2 separate regions of the Mus musculus genome follow, and region 2 is linked to region 1. A link is a contact called in ENCODE Hi-C or POLR2A ChIA-PET data. All regions are on one chromosome and are shown on one strand. The core of a region is the stretch at or near the end of the contact, and the rest is flanking DNA. Distances in the headings are between cores, read along the strand shown.

Region 1 (2,521 bases), core at 12-2,511:
AAATGCGGATTAGCAGCTGCTTCCGAGTTTAAGGAGAGGTGGGGAACCTTTAAGTTGTTTGGACCCCCCCCCCACTTTTTTGTTTTTGTTTGTTTGTGGGTTTTTTGTTTTTTTTTGAGACAGTGTTTCTCTGTGTAGCCCTGGCTGTCCTCGAACTCAGAAGTCCGCCTGTCTCTGCCTCCCAAGTGCTGGGATACCCCAATTTTTGATCTTTCACCATGGAGTTCCTTCCTCAACCTAACATCGAAATTCAACCTTACATCGAAATGCTCACATAATCAGCAATTTCCTTTTTTTTTCCCCTTGGACCCTAGGATCACCCTCACCACTGGCACTTGTGTCTTCGTCTCTGCTTTCTGAGATCCAGCTGACACGGTGGAGGCCTGTTTTCCTGTAGACAACTAGGCTATGCAGCTCCATGGCCATAACCCTTCCTAAACGTGTCCAAGCAGCAATATCGACAAACAACTTCTTAGGCTGACGCTGTCCAGAAACTCGTTGGAAAGAATCTGTGCTCTGACCTGGCCGCCGTCACCCGGGACTTCATCCCGGATGGCAACCTGGAGACCAGGCCCCCACAACGTACCTTGGCATAGGGGGCCAGGTAATCCAGAGCTGTCACGTGCAAGCGGAACTTGTGGGTCTTGGTAAACTTCCCAAAACACGTCCCCAGCGACACGAGCTTGTCTCCGGAGATGTTGGCGGCCAGCTTCAGCATCATCTCACTACAGGGGCGCGGGAGGAAGGTACCCGGTGACGACCAGGGATGGATGCACGCCTCCAGCCCGCCACGCAGTGGGCAGCACGCCCCACCTCACCTCACATAGTACACTCGGTCGTTGTGCAGCCGGAAACAGTACGTGCCGTCGGGTCTGTCCACTAGGAGTTGAAGGTTCTCTCCGATGCTGAGGGCAACAAGACCAGCGTCTGAGCCGGGACCGTCCCGCCCCGGAGCCGCATCCCCACTCCCCGCACGCCCGTCCCTCATCCGCCTCTCCAGTTCTTACTACTTCGCGATCTTCTCAAACATGACCCGGGTCTCTTCTTCAGTCAAGGGCCTCATCTTGCCGCTTGCTTGGCTCCCGGGAATCCTCGTGCCTGGAGAGCCGGAAGCGGAAGTCACTTTCCCACCCGCCCACTTCCTGGGGTCCACGAACGCGTGTCTCTCTAGCCTAATTCTCCGTGATCTTTGCGCAGCCGCCGCCTACCGTGGCGGACTTCCGGGGACCGAAAGCCGGCTAGATGAGAAACCATAGAGACGGGAAATGTTTCCCCCAATCGTTTCCGTTTCCCAGGAGCGAAACCGGCTCTGAAGAGGAAGTGACGGTACCGTGCTTGAGAGATGGCGGCCGCTCTCCCTCTCCAGCCCTCCACGACCGCTTCGGCCACGACGACAGCCACGGCCGTCGCGCTGGGGGAGGTGGAAGATGAGGGCCTCCTGGCGTCGCTATTCCGGGACCGCTTCCCCGAAGCTCAGTGGCGTGAGAAGCCCGACGTGGGCCGCTACCTCCGGGAGCTGAGCGGCTCCGGGCTGGACCGGCTGCGGCGCGAACCCGAGCGCTTGGCGGAAGAGCGGGCCCAGCGGCTGCAGCAGACGCGCGACCTGGCTTTCGCCAACTACAAGACGTTCATTCGCGGGGCCGAGTGCACCGAGCGCATCCACCGGCTCTTCGGCGACGTGGAGGCGTCCCTCGGGCGCCTGCTCGACCGTCTGCCCCGCTTCCAGCAGAGCTGCAGGTGCGGCTGGCCTGATGGGGACGGGCGCGTCATTGTATCTGCCAGGACGCTATCGTCATGACCCAAGCGTAGTGTACAGGGCTCTCTCCTGATTGCCTTGTTAATCCACTTAAACTTCACAGCAGCCATCTAGGTAGGTAGCGTCATTATTTTACAGACGAGGAAGTCGAAGTGAAGTGACTTGTCCAAGAACACAGCTAGTAAGTTTCCAAGAATTGGAAGCTAGGAGTCCACTACTCCCTCATAGGCTGTTGTTTAAATAATAAACATTCAGCCAGTCTTATTGACACTTGTGATCCCAGTATTCGAGTCACAGAGTCATCATCCTAGTCTGAGTATTGAATTCATGGACAGCCTGAGCTACATGAGACATTCAAACAAACTAAAAAATGTATGCATCCGGGCGGTGGTGGCGCACGCCTTTAATCCCAGCACTTGGGAGGCAGAGGCAGGCGGGTTTCTGAGTTCAAGGCCAGCCTGGTCTACAGAGTGAGTTCCAGGACAGCCAGAGCTATGCAGAGAAACCTTGTCTCGAAAAACCAAAAATAAATAAATAAATAAAATTATGCAAGGCAGTTCATTGAGCCTGACATAGTTAACCCTATATAAATGTGGGCTGGAGGTGCTCAGCTTCAAAATGTCCATCGATAGGAAGCTGACAGATCCTATTTGTCATTGTAGGTTGTCAAAAAGCATTTCCTTTTTAAGCTATGTTACATTTCTAGGCCCTCGATCTAATACACTTAGTTCTGCTATCCAGCAGGTCAATTTTTCTTTGGAAGCT
Region 2 (2,521 bases), core at 15-2,514, 40 kb before region 1:
GTATCCAGCTGCCTCTCGCCTGAGCCTGAGTCTTCCTTCCTTCCCAGTAAATTTCTTGTGTGTGAGGTTTGTCGTATAGTGTGACTTTGTGATATTCCTTGGTTCTTGACTGCCAAGATACTTTCCCCTCAGAGCTATAACTTTTACACTGGGTGTAAAGACATGGACCACTGCACCAAACTTAAAAATCAGATTTTTTTTTTTTTTTGTAAACAAAAATAGATTGTCCAAGCATGCTCTGGATGAGTTCATGAAAAGCAATTGGAATCCAGGAGCAACAAGATAGATGGTTCAGTGGATAAAGATGCTTGCCAGAGACTAAGCCAGATGACCTGATTTCAGTCCCTAGGATCCACATAATGAAAGGCAAAAACCAACTTCTAAAAGTTATCCTTGGATCTCTGTGTATACACACACACACACACACACACACACACACACACACACAATTTGTTGAACCCTGAGCTACAGGAACCAGAAATAGTAACTCAGTTCATTTTAATACAATCCTCACGATGTCCACTTGACAGAAAGGGGCACAGGTACACAAACGGAGAAGTAACTTGTTCAAGGTTTACACAATAAGAAGCAGACCTGTCAGGATATCAAGGCAGATAGTTTAGCTCCTGTTAAGTAAGGCAAACAGGCTGGAATCACCAAGCAGCTTGGATTACCATAGCTAGGATTGCTTTAGAGAGTGGCTCCAAAGCCATGTTGTGGATGGGCTCTGACATGAGTTCAAAACTAGCCTGGGTAACTTTGCAGGGCCTGTCTTAGAATACATTTTTACTAGGTGGCTGGGGACAGTGCACGGTTGATAAAGTGCTTGCTCTAGAATGGCGAGGACCTCCGTTGATTCCCAGAACAAACCTATGTTTTAAAAAGAAAAAAAGTAAAAAAAAAAAAAAAAAAAAAAAAGGCTGGCCATGTTGGCACTATCTCAGCACTGCAACACAGAGGCAGAGTTCTATGTCTTGAGTTCCAAGCCAACCAGGGATACACAGTGAGACTCTGTGTCAAAACAAAACAAAGTAATTTCTTTCTACTGTACTGCTTTTCACAATTTGCGAAATGTCTAACATTATGCACGCGCTTATTTTTCATATTCTTTACACTGTCCCAAGTCTGCAGCGTAGTCTTCAAAATAGCGCGCCTGGCTGGGCTGTGTGGACTCCAATCCCCAGCAAGCATTGCAGCAGACACAAGAGGAACTACGGATGCCGAGGAGGTGGGTAGACCCCCCGCCGCCTCGGTCCTTTCCCTCCCAGAAGCCCGCGGGCGGCTCGGAACCCCGTCGGTATCATGGCTGCGGGAGCCGGGACAGCGGGCCCTGCTTCCGGCCCGGGCGTTGTGCGTGACCCGATGGCGTCACAGCCAAGGAAACGGCCCAGTCGGGAGGGCGGGGAGGGCGGGGAGGGCGAGCGGCGGTCGAACACGATGGCGGGAGGAGGCGGGAGCAGCGATAGCAGCGGGCGGGCGGCGAGCCGACGGGCATCGCGCAGCGGCGGGCGGGCTCGACGGGGGCGACACGAGCCAGGGTTGGGAGGCGCGGCCGAGCGGGGCGCGGGGGAAGCTCGCCTGGAGGAGGCGGTCAACCGCTGGGTGCTCAAGTTCTATTTCCACGAGGCGCTGCGGGCCTTTCGGAGTAGCCGGTACCGGGACTTCAGGCAGATCCGGGACATCATGCAGGGTGAGAGCCGGCTCGGGCCGCGGGGAGGAGGACATGGTTTTGGGGGGCATGACTTGGGGTCCGGGGCTCGCGGAGCCAACCATGTCTTCTTTCCCAGCGTTGCTTGTCAGGCCCTTGGGGAAGGAGCATACGGTGTCCCGGTTGCTGCGGGTTATGCAGTGTCTGTCGCGCATTGAAGAAGGAGAAAATTTAGGTACGGCTATTTTTTGTGTGTTCTTTTCTGGGCTTACTTACGTAGGGTTTTGTTATTTTCAAACTTAACATCCGGAACTGAAAGATTCCGGGTTAAAGTGCACTACTGGTTCCACCGCGGAGGGCTTTTTCATTCAACAGTGGTTGAATTCTCTAATTCCGGTTTTCTCCAGTTAAAGTTTCTTGGCTGTCTTTTGTTTTGTTTTCTCCCACCTGTTAATTGCACACCCATTTTTATTGCTACAAGTAAGTTACGTCAATAAGGACACATCTTTCTCCCTCTTCCTCCAAATAGTAAAGTGGGAACACTCTCCCATCCACACACAAGTTGAACTTGGCAGCTACTTAACAAACTCTCTTCATTGTTGGCCCCTTGTATCTGAGGAAGTTGTGTTATTCTGGATTTTGGAGGCAAACATATATGTTATAATTGAGCTGTATTAAAAAGTATTGAAAGATAGTCACTTAAAATACGTTGAAGCCAGCCGGGCAGTGGTAGTGCACACCTTTAATCCCAGCATTTGGGAGGCAGAGGCAGGTGGATTTCTGAGTTCGAGGCCAGCCTGGGCTACAGATCCAGTTTCAGGACAGCCAAGGCTACACAGAGAAACCCTGTCTTGAAAAACAAAAAAGAAATAT

The links. Hi-C counts contacts between places; a loop is a spot of excess contacts on that map. ChIA-PET counts read pairs that join two places held with the same protein, here RNA polymerase II (POLR2A).
Region 2: a map of heart shows a loop between it and region 1 (5-fold over the local background). The contact joins the promoter of Terf2 here to the promoter of Cog8 in region 1. A Hi-C loop is called at or near these places in 6 of 37 maps with a recorded cell type or tissue (adrenal gland, heart, left cerebral cortex and 1 more). POLR2A ChIA-PET finds 5 or more read pairs at or near these places in 4 of 5 experiments (Patski and embryonic stem cell).

What each region holds. Positions count from the first base shown.
Region 1 is chr8:107,055,477-107,057,997 of GRCm38, reverse strand. It overlaps Cog8 (component of oligomeric golgi complex 8), which reads left to right and starts at 1,261. Exons shown (of 5, transcript NM_139229.4): 1 at 1,261-1,737. The coding sequence starts at 1,343. It overlaps Nip7 (NIP7, nucleolar pre-rRNA processing protein), which reads right to left and starts at 1,121. Exons shown (of 5, transcript NM_025391.2): 1 at 1,008-1,121; 2 at 819-905; 3 at 587-725. The coding sequence starts at 1,063.
Region 2 is chr8:107,095,291-107,097,811 of GRCm38, reverse strand. It overlaps Terf2 (telomeric repeat binding factor 2), which reads left to right and starts at 1,264. Exons shown (of 10, transcript NM_001371065.1): 1 at 1,264-1,690; 2 at 1,788-1,883. The coding sequence starts at 1,303. Mir7075 (microRNA 7075) reads left to right here and starts at 1,706; the gene lies at 1,706-1,787.